Regions from separate parts of the Homo sapiens genome. Here region 1 is linked to region 2. Evidence: read pairs that join two places in POLR2A ChIA-PET (ENCODE). Cell type or tissue: PC-9. All regions are shown on one strand. Links, peaks and the distances in the headings refer to the core of each region. The heading gives the core; the rest is flanking DNA.

What was found. Peaks named below come from ENCODE experiments on the same cell type or tissue, not always from the same donor. Only the 100,000 strongest peaks of a DNase experiment are listed, where the experiment ranks them.
Region 1: POLR2A ChIA-PET joins it to region 2 with 6 read pairs; 2 of 35 experiments call an interaction of 5 or more read pairs at or near these places.

The regions. Positions count from the first base shown.
Region 1 is chr6:47,699,285-47,704,667 of GRCh38, forward strand. All of the region lies in intron 1 of ADGRF4 (adhesion G protein-coupled receptor F4), which reads left to right. Among named protein-coding and RNA genes, the nearest start is that of ADGRF4, 3.4 kb to the left of the region's middle. In PC-9, for the core only: no CTCF peak of the experiment used is centred there; DNase peaks (open chromatin) are centred at 947 and 2,207; H3K4me3 peaks cover 1,954 bases; H3K27ac peaks cover 3,379 bases.
Region 2 is chr6:47,301,701-47,307,083 of GRCh38, forward strand. All of the region lies in intron 1 of TNFRSF21 (TNF receptor superfamily member 21), which reads right to left. Among named protein-coding and RNA genes, the nearest start is that of TNFRSF21, 5.5 kb to the right of the region's middle. RefSeq lists an enhancer at 437-536. In PC-9, for the core only: no CTCF peak of the experiment used is centred there; no DNase peak of the experiment used is centred there; H3K4me3 peaks cover 4,541 bases; H3K27ac peaks cover 5,000 bases.

The DNA of each region.
Region 1 (5,383 bases), core at 208-5,207, 400 kb after region 2:
CAATTCTATGCTACTTGAAGGTCTATATTCCTTATACTCTGAAGACAGTTGTGAGAGGTCTAAAGTGTTGCATCATTAGGTGCTGTTTATTTGTTTGTTTGTTTGTTTTTCAGTGTCAGCACATCATGAGCTTTCTTCATGGACCAGAGGCAATTGCTGGGCGTATAAATTTCTTTAAAATTTTATAAGTATCAAGATAGTTGGTGAGATATCTAGATGTCTTCTAACTCTGAAATTGTCTTCCAACTCTGAAATTATGTGATTCTTGAAACCTATCAGAATCTGAATCCAGATTCCAATTTTTAGAAGAGATGCTGGGCTACAAACAGATTGGCTGGAAGCCATCTAAAGTAGCTAAAGATGAGATGTTTCTGATTCTAATAGTTCTTTTCTATCTTTCTTTCCCCCAAGGCTCTATGTGAAGCATTTCTTCCATGGCAAGGGAGAACTCTAAGGGTAACTAAATAGATTCTGCTATGAGGGCAAGAGATACTGGGTCTTAAACACATAAACAACTCGTTTATCCATCTGATGTTATAATCAGAGTTCTAATTATACTACTGGAACAGAGGAAACAGACAGACAGTTATAGAATTAGGGGAACAACACACACACACATACACACACACACACACACACAGACGACACACCCCCCCCCCCAAAATGTGGGTCACTTAACTCTTAGGTTCCTTGCCCTCTAGTTAACCTCTTTGGATTGGTTGTTCCCATCAGACAATGGTCTGGCCTGGGAGTAAGAGGCGAATTGCCACCTTGAAGACTGGCAAAAAAGTGAGAAGAGGCACTCCCTCTCACCTTGTGGTACAGTTCCGGGGAGAGGAACCCTTTGGGAAAGTATTTCCTTGATTCACAAATATTCTTGGCCATTCACCTTAGGGTGTTTTGCATGAACAGGTTTGCGAGATCACACCTTCTGATGCATTCCTTCCTGACTGACTACACTTACAGTTCCCAGCTGACCTTTTAAAATTTTCTTTGGGAGTCCTGATGTCAGGCCGCACTCAGCGTGTTCAGACGGGTAGGGAGTACTCAGTCTGTGTGAGTCATCCCCTACAATTCCATCTGGCATGTTTCAGAAAGAAGCTCCAGTACCCAGACAGACTCACTGTAGTTTTAAATTCCAACTCATTCAGAAAATCTGCTCCAGGTACAAGCAAGATGGGACAAATAGGAGATGGTGTTTCAGAACAGCTGGGGTCATCTGGGTCTGTCTGGAGAAATAGGGTTTTATTAGTTCTGACTTATGGAGACAGTGTGGAAAAAGACACATGCATTGTTATGACACCCTCTTGTGCCCATGGCGGACATCCCTAACCTGGCATGGCATTATTTCCTGCTCAATTCTTTTTTCACATAAGGCTCCAGGCAGTACAATAAAGAGGAGGTCCACAGTAGGACTGGCATCTACTTAAGTCACCAGGTTCCAAAATCATCTAGAGTTGCAAACGTGCTCACCTGACCCTCTGAGATAGAAAAGTTGCCTCATGATTTTAAAGCAAAAACTTCAGATGCTGATGTCACTCTGCAGGAATCATTTCCCAATTCATTCACTTATACAACAAATGTTTACTGAGTGTCTATTCTGTATCTTATCCTCTGCTGGGTGCTGAGGATAGAGAAACATCAGGTGTTTACATTTTTTTGCCTATTTCACTAGGTGTGGCCTAATTTCTCTCAGGCTCTGGGGGGGAAGAGCACAAATTGTTGTGCTCTGTTGACCCATTGTGATTAGAATTTAGGCAGCGGTGTGAAAGTCGCTGATTACTGTAAACTTGATGGAGAGGTAGATCCTTAGACACATTCACCCTGGGACAATCAGGTCTAGCTGTGTTTGCCTGTAACTCTCTGAGGCCAGCAAATGTTATTTTCTTTGTAATGACCAGCAAATGTTATCTTTTTCTTTGTAATGACCATGTTAGAGCAGGGAGCCTGGCCTCCATTCAGCAGGCTTGAATTGCTTTTTAGTACTGTGTGAAAAACAAAGGTGAATTATAGTGGGTAATTAACACTTTTATAATCATGCACAGAAAGAGGCGGGTTATGGAAGTGGAGGAGAAGGAACCTGCGACGTGACTTTTTCAGGTCCCAAGAAGCTGCGTTTCTAGGTGGCTTAGTTGCTTTTATCTCTGAAATAAATCATCTTGCAGACACCTTGGGAAGGAGATGTGGAGCTGCCCTTATTGGGTGACTAGTATAGCAATTGGAGGGAATTTATAAATGACTAACCCTTTATTTACCTTCTTGCCACAGATAGCCTCAGGCAAGAGTTCTTTTGCTTCTTGTTTTCTCTTTCACTTTTTAATTCTTCATTTCTGAAACTGATTTCTTTCTTGTGGTCACCCAAGCTTTGCTGTGAATGACTTAAAGAGCTCCCATGAACATATCAGCACAGTGACGGGCATTAGGTAGATGCCCAACAAATACATGTGTAGCCTAAGTCTGGATAGATTAATGTGTTTTCCTCCAAGATAACATATTGTGATGGAATAGCAGCTTGAAACTCCTCAAGGCATTTCTGATTACTTATTTATTTTTATTTTTATTTCTTGAGACAGAGTTTCACTCTTATTGCCCAGGCTGGAGTGCAATGGTGCAATCTCAGCTCACTGCAACCTCTGCCTCCCAGGTTCAAGCGATTTGATTCTCCTGCTTCCGCCTTCCAAGTAGCTGGCATTATAGGTATGCACCACCACGCCTGGCTCATTTTTTTGTATTTAGTAGAGAGGGGGTTTCACCATGTTGGTCAGGCTGATCTCAAACTCCTGGTCTTAGGTGGTCCACCCGCCTTGGCCTCCCAAGGTGCTGGGATTATAGGCGTGAACCACTGCGCCTGGCCTAGAATTTCTGATTATCAAGTGAATTGGTAAATCCTGGGTGAAACAGTTTTCTTACTACAAGAAATCTCAGAACCTTTGATATGTGTTCATGCCTGTTTGTGTGTGTGTCTGTGTGTGTGTTGGGGGGAGTTGGGCAGTGGTGTTACCCATCGTTTCCCAAACTGATATGACCATGGAACCCCTTTGGCTTTTATGAGACCAGTCTTCCACAGAAACCCATGTGAGGACACAAGGCCTTGGTCAAATACAGTAGACACAAAAGCCTCCGTTGTTTGCCTACTAAAAGTAGAGCAGTCCCACTCCCCGAATTCAAAGAAAATTAGGTCAGTCTATATAAATGCCTTCAAGGTTAAATTTTTCTTCTGTTCCATTTTCTTTAACCTTTTTGTGCCTGCTACAAATGGTTGACAAACAAATGGTGGATAATATGCATCAACCTCAAACATAAATATGTCTTGTTCCAGCATTATTCTGTCACAATTACTGCTTGCTGTTTTTGTTTCCCCTCACTGAGTACTAGAATCTTGATTTAAATGGAGACGTCTCTTCCCAACAAAGTGTTTTTCTGCCACCATACACAGAGGGTTTATAAAGATAGAGAATATAAGAGAATACACAATTTTGTTGACAAACTGAACAGAATGTAGAACCAGAAGTCAATAAATGGAATAAAGGTAATTTAAGGAGAATATGCCTGGAACAAGTCTGGATTCTCCACATAGGATAGGATCTAGCACTGGCTGTCCACTCTTTACCAGAAACTGGTATGTCCCTCACCTGGGTGAGTTAGCCCCCATCAGGCTCCCATATGAAAGCTTCTTCTTTAGGTACTGACCATGGTTTGCTTATATCCATCTGGACAATTCTCACTCTTCTTGTTACATTTAATTTAATATTTAGGTTTTGCATGCTTGTTCTTTTCTTTCCCTCATCCTTTCAGGAGACCACTCACTACATATAGACATGTGCTAGGTGCTGGAGAGATACTATATTTGTGTTTACTGAAACTTTTCAGTTTGGAATGTTGATAAACTCCAATTCACTTTAATTATTAATCTTTATCAGTGGTAGATCTAAGGATGTGTGTTTCCTCCTTTACATTCTATAAAATATCAACCATGGATGAATTAGGAGGATAAATTATGCTGCCAAAGCTTTTAATAAAATTTTAAATTCTTCATTCTCAGAATCCTTAAGCTCTTCTCTGCAGAGGACTCTGGCTTTTGGCCTTAGCTACATTTGAATTCTGAAAGGAGGGATCCCATTCGACCCTTTCTGGTGAGAAGAGAACCAACCAAATTAGGGCTAACCTGAAAATGTCTATCTAATCCATCGCTGCCAATCAAACTGGGCTAAAATAAAAATGCTATGATTCCTCTTGGGTAATGTCACTGAATATTCTCCCCCAACATTTGTAATATCGGAAGGAAATTTACTATATAAATTACCATCCCAAATGGTATATAGTTACATATGCCAGACTATAGAAACATGAATGATCAAGTAGCAAATTAATTAATCAAAACCCTTCAGCCATTTGTGCTTAGTTCAAATTCATGTATTTTATGGTCACGCTTATGATTTCATATTACATATATATTTTATGCTAGTAAAAGTTTTTATTTATGTACATATATGAAATGTATCATTATTCAATATTGTTCCACAAAGCATGATTTGCAGAAAATGTCATAGCTGTTGGATCCTTTACTCCCTGAACACGTTCAGGAGCTGTGTGCAGCTGGAGGCCTAGCACTAGTTGGAGAGACATTTTTAGACTTCACAAATGACATCACATCATTATGCCAAATACTTTCTTTCAACAAGGTTAGCTCAAAACAAAACTCCTATATTAAAGGTAATGGACAGTAAACATGACCCTTCTCCTGAAGCCTCAGATAACAGGTGCTATTCTTTTTTTTTTTTTGAGACGGAGTTTTGCTCTTGTCACCCAGGCTACAGTGCAATGGCATGACCTCAGCTCACTGCAACCTCCTCCTCCTGGGTTCAGGCGATTCTCCTACCTCCCAAGTAGCTAGGATTACAGATGCCCACCACCATGCCTCGCTAATTTTTGTATTCTTAGTAGAGATGGGGTTTCACCACGTTGACCAGGCTGGTCTCGAACTCCTGACCTCAGGTCAGCCTCCCAAAGTGCTGGGATTACAGGGATGAGCCACTGCACCCGGCAGCAGGTGCTATTCTTTACAAATGCCTCCCTTCGTCTCGCCTTCACCCATTTTAGTGCACATTTCTGACTATGATCTGAAATGTGGAGAGGAATTGGGTTTGCCTTCAGCATCGGTCCTATTATTTGGTCCTGAGAATAGGTTTCTTTTCTCCTTGACACACACACCCTGTGAAGAAGACTTCAGTATAATTGTGAAGGCTAGCAAAGAGAAAGGATTAAAGTGATCACTTTAATGAGAGAAGTGAACAATCTTCAGCTTGATAATCAAAATGAATCTTATAGTCTGTATCTGTTTTTCAAACTGCAGGTTACAATCCATTAGAGTCTTGTGAATTAA
Region 2 (5,383 bases), core at 287-5,286:
TGTGACACACCAGCCGCCCTTCCGTTCTGCCATGACTAAAAGCTTCCTGAGGCCTTACTAGAAGCCAAACAGATGCTAAATCCATGCTTCTTGTACAGCCTGCAGAACCATGAGTGAAATAAACCTCTTTTCTTTATAAATGACCCAGTCTTGGGTATTCCTTTATAGCATCGCAAAACGGATTAACAAAAATATCCAGCTAAATTATTCTGGGGACCTGTTACCATTTGCCTTGGAATCTCTTTCTTCCTTCCCAACACCCCCACCTCTCCTAATCCTGGGCAAGCTGACCTGGCCGTGTATAGGATGAAATCAAACAATGGTCTTGTCCCAAAGGTTATTTGGGAGACCAGAATTCCAACCTGTTTTCCAGGACAAATGATTAAATAATTTCCTCTCACCCTTTGCCTTTTCCTAGTTTACTCAGTCTCTACAACCTACGAAGCGATGTTTAAAAGCTTACTTAAGCGAGTGCTACCAGTCAGTATGATAAACCACACACAAACACATGACCTCTGACACCCCTCAAATCACGGAGTTAAACCAGTTTCTAAGAGACCTGAAATGAAAAGTGAAAAAAGGAAATACTAACAACAGATGGTACAAGCCCGTGCACTTACCCTATACAAATAACTAGGCTGACAGCAAAGAAAACCCTAAAAGGTCCTCAAGTTCTCAGGATAAGTGAGTTGAAACTACATTGCTAAGCAGAACCCATGTCACACCGTTATTCACTAAACAAATATTTTTCAAAATGACCCAAGTAGCAGGAAAGCAAAGGATCCATTCCCTATTTATAACATTTCAATTTGCAGGAGTATCTTTCCATCTTAGCGATGGCACCCTTGCCCGTCAGAGTCACACCATAGGAAAATGCTTACCAATGACTGCACACCCTTCCCTTTCAATCCACACACAGGTTGCTCTCAGTTTATAACCAGCAGTTTTAGCTAAACTTCCAAGCACCATCGTGGAGCAGAACTGCTCATTAAATTTCTGGAAAGAGAATGTTCAACTCTTGGGTAAAGTCATTCTCTTTACAGAAAACAAAATTCTGGTAAATTAAGGTGACCTCTCTCCTACCAACAACTTGCAGAAAAAGCAGTGTGCACAAAGCCACACTGACCTAGATTTAAACCCTCTCTCCAGCAGTTGCCAACTGCATGACCATAAGATTTCTCAAACTCCATTCCCTTATCTGTAAAATGGGGCTAATGCTACTACCTCAAAGACTTGTCACATGTACTGAGATCATTTGCAGAAGGTATTCAACACAATGTCAAAGATAAGTACTCAATAAATAAGAGGCAGTGATAGCAATATCAATGATTAATATTAACACCCACTTGCTTATTCCTCCCCTCTGGGCTTTCAGAGCTGAAGCCCTATTGAATCCACAGCTGCTCTCATTTGATTCCTGGACTCATGGACTCACTCCTCTCCACTCTCCTAAATCCATTAAGCTCATGTTCCTTTTCCCAAAACAGATAGATTTGCAAGGGCACCAAGCAACAGAGCCACACAGCAGTACTGACAGGAGACGAACAAATAGAAAAGTATATAAAGATTAGATAATGAGCCTTGCTATGACTTAGCTTACTAAGTGCCCCCCTTAGTTTTCTTGTTTTTATTTTTGTGTAGCACAAAGTCTTAGGCATAATTTTTAAATATGAAGCCACAGGGCAATGTTCTGATCCCCACCCACACCCTGCTCAGTCCCACACCTGCCTGAGGTCTCTCTGAGCGCAACTTTCCCACCACTGCACACATCTGTCATCTCCAAAGCCAGGATACTGACAAGAAAATCTTCTGGTGGCCTTTAGCACCTCTCAAGAACAGTGAGATCACTACTGCTCACTGATCTCACTGAGATCACTATTGCTTACTATTGCTTTGAGTCAACAGCCTAAGTATCAGTGAACCCCACCTCTGTATAGCCCTCAGTCCTGCCTGTACTCACTGATATCTGCCAGGTTCCTCCTGGGTTATAACCTCTACCCAAGCTCCTCTCCTCTTGGATTCAGGCTAGAAATGAAGGTGGTAAGAAAGCTGGGTGGCAGCATGCAAGCCAATTTAGGATTCCCATTTTATTTTTTGGTATTTGACAAACACAAACACTGGGGCAAGGCCAGTATTTATTCATGATCTCGCCCCTATCCTAAATAATCAAAGCTCAGCAGCTGTTGCTGCTACAGCCACAAGGCCCAGCCTTCTGCTAATGCTAAATGAGGATCCAACTTTGGGAACCAAATTGATTCCTATTATGGCTCCCATTGTCATTCTGTCAAACAGACATATCTTTGCCTAATGGTCCACACTGAGTCAGCTCCAAGTGATCACTGGACACATGCCCAAAGCTCTGAGATAACCTGGGCTCTTCTTGTCACAGAAGAGAAGCACCTGAGTTTGCCAAGAAGTTGCTGGTGACCTGGCATCACCGGAATTTGCCAGGCCTGCTTGGGGAAAGAAAGCCAACAGAATATTAGTGCTTTCTGGAAAATAAGCACAAGGAAAAGTCACTCAATTCATACCAGCCCCTGAATAGTAATGATCTGATAATGCACCGGATCATTTCGTGTCACCAAAAAAAAACCAAAAAAAAAAAAAAGATGTTTATTTAAGGCAATTAGAGTTTACATGCTTTATGAAGGACCAGCTGAACACAAAATTAATTTGCAAACTGTCTATGCAGCCTCCAAAGAGGCTTCACCTCTCATCTTCGTGGATATAGTTGCCTGCAAAGTTAAAGTGTGATGTCTCCACATTCTGGTCTACAATGAAGAAAGGACAAAGACCACCTGCCAGAGCCAGCCCAGAAGCTCCCACCTATTTGTTCTGACCCAATAATAGCATACCTGGAGAAAAGGACTGTCTTCAAACTGCCCCAGAATATACAGCATTAACTGTGCTTACTATATCCTGCTTGATAGACTTTGTCTACATTTAGCCACACTAAAATATGTCATGCAGGAATTTGGTGGATATATGCCTTTTCAAGCCTCCCTTTTTTCCCTTCCCAACTTAAGGTAGTCCTTAAATCCCATTTACGAGGAATTTTTTTTATTGCTGATTTGATTTACTTGTGTAGTTTATTTACACTAGAGGTGTGTTTGTTTTGTACTGGACTTGGGGAAGATTCAAACATATGCCTTCAGAAACAGTTCAGATGACAGAGCTCAATTCCATTATACACATTTTGACTGTAATGATAACTCATGGGGTCGGTCAGGACTCCTGCATTCCAGCACAGGTTCTGCGCTCCCCATTCCTCTGATTAGAAGTTGCTTTCTCTACTGAGGCTAACGTATGTCATTCTCAGATTTGAAAGTCTTTTTTTTCTCTTATTCTCAGACTAAGAGCCAAAGTTACTTCAGGTATTTTAAAGATTTTAACATCAATCATATTTTGTGTATTAAGGTAAGTATACTACATTCATCCAGTGATTCCACATGAGCGAGTAAAACCCAACCAGCACTGGTGATGGCCATGCTCATTTTATATACCATACGAATTGTACCTTCATGGCAAGATCCAAATCCCAATTCATCCCTGGGTTCCCACTGCCCAGAATAGTGCCTCACTTAGAAAGGGTGCTCGATGCAGTTTCATTTGTAAACATGAAAAAGCAGTCACTTCCCCAGTAGAGTATTTTTTTTTCTCTCAACCAAAAAATACAGGGTGTTAAATCAGTATTTTTTATGCTCCCTTCCAGCTTTCACATTCTAGGATTGTAGAGCTAAGATATATAGGAGAGAGAAAATCTTTTGGATATAATATCAGCTCTAATTTAAAGTTCTGCTCGAATTTGCCACCAAGTCTTGACATGATTCAGAACTTCAGCCCCCACCAGACCACTCCACACCTGCCCAAACAGCCAAAGTGAATTGCCAATGTACGAGGTAATGTACTTTGATAAATGATGGTCAGGAGGTAGCACTAAGCTACATGTCTAGTTTCAGTAACAGAGAAAAACACTATTACTTGGCACTTTCTAGGCAAACGCACAGCTGGACAGGCTATAACAGCAAATAGCCCTCTATCTGGAATTCATAATGCTTGCAAAAGAGTTTTCTAAAACTTCAGACCTCATATCTTTACCAATTATGGCTCCCTTCTCTTCTGAGGGCCTCACTGCCAAAATCCTACCTATGCAGTTAAAGCGAGCTCCCCGAGGGCAAGGGGCATCTCTGACTAAGTAGTGTCACTCTGGGCAAGCCATTCTAGAGCATTCCTTATCACTGGCACAAACCTAAAGCTCTCATGGATCTTGTCTCTGCCTTACAGAGATATGATATAGCAAGGGTAAGTGTCTCAGGCAGAATAGTACAATTGGTAAAGTCAAGATGGTGGAAGGTAAGCTTAGATTCTGAAGACAAAGCACAATCATGCACACTAGACTTACTGGGTGTCGAGCAACAAGAATGTTTTGTCCACCTGAGCCCCAGACTTTTGAACCCAGCTCTTGTCTTTCAGTGTATGTTTTACTTTCTATTATCATGCAGACACTCATCAGAAATAGAAGTGCAAGCAGCAAGAATACTTCCTTCCAAAGGCATTCCTGTAATTCTCATTCACGTTCTGTAACAAACCAAACCACCTTCTTAACTTTTCCCCAGTGAGCCTTCTCTGTTGTTACATTTCATTATCAAGCAATTTGGACTTGTGAAACACGCAGTGTGGCACAGGGCTAAGGGAGGACATGAGCTGAAGAGCCAGGCAGTCCTGGGTTCTGGCCCCAGCAATATCACGTGCAAGCTGTGTGGCCTGGGACAAACCAATGAAGTTCTGGGAGCTTCCATTTTCTCAACTATAAAAAGGAGACAATATCACCTGCTTCACAAAGATGCTATGAATAAATGAGATACTGTATACAAAGCACCTGGCATGTAGCAATTGCTCTCTCTATACATATACAATTGCTATATACATGTGTATATATTATATCATATTGTGTACCTATATATTTGTATTTTTATAAGCTTATAGTAAGCTATTTTTCATGCAGTTAGCCGGTCATGACAAACAAAAAGTCATAACACAAAAATGATGACAATAAATATTATCACACAAAAAGGGAGATATTTGAAAGAAGAGCATTAAAAGACATAATAAATAGAACATTTTACTGGGATTATTACTTTTTAATCTAACTGTAATACGTGGGCAGGCCACTAACTTGCCCACCTCCCCCAGTAGTGTTCTGAGTACCCTGCCACGTGTACCCAGGCTCCAGTACCTGATGTCCGTTATGTTCACATGGCCAAGGATCCCAATGGGATAAATACTTCTTGGAACAGTATCATGAGATCATCATTTTATACATTAACAAAGCCTGTGCTGTGGACTTGGGCATGCAGAATAAGAATGTGAAAGACAAAAGGCA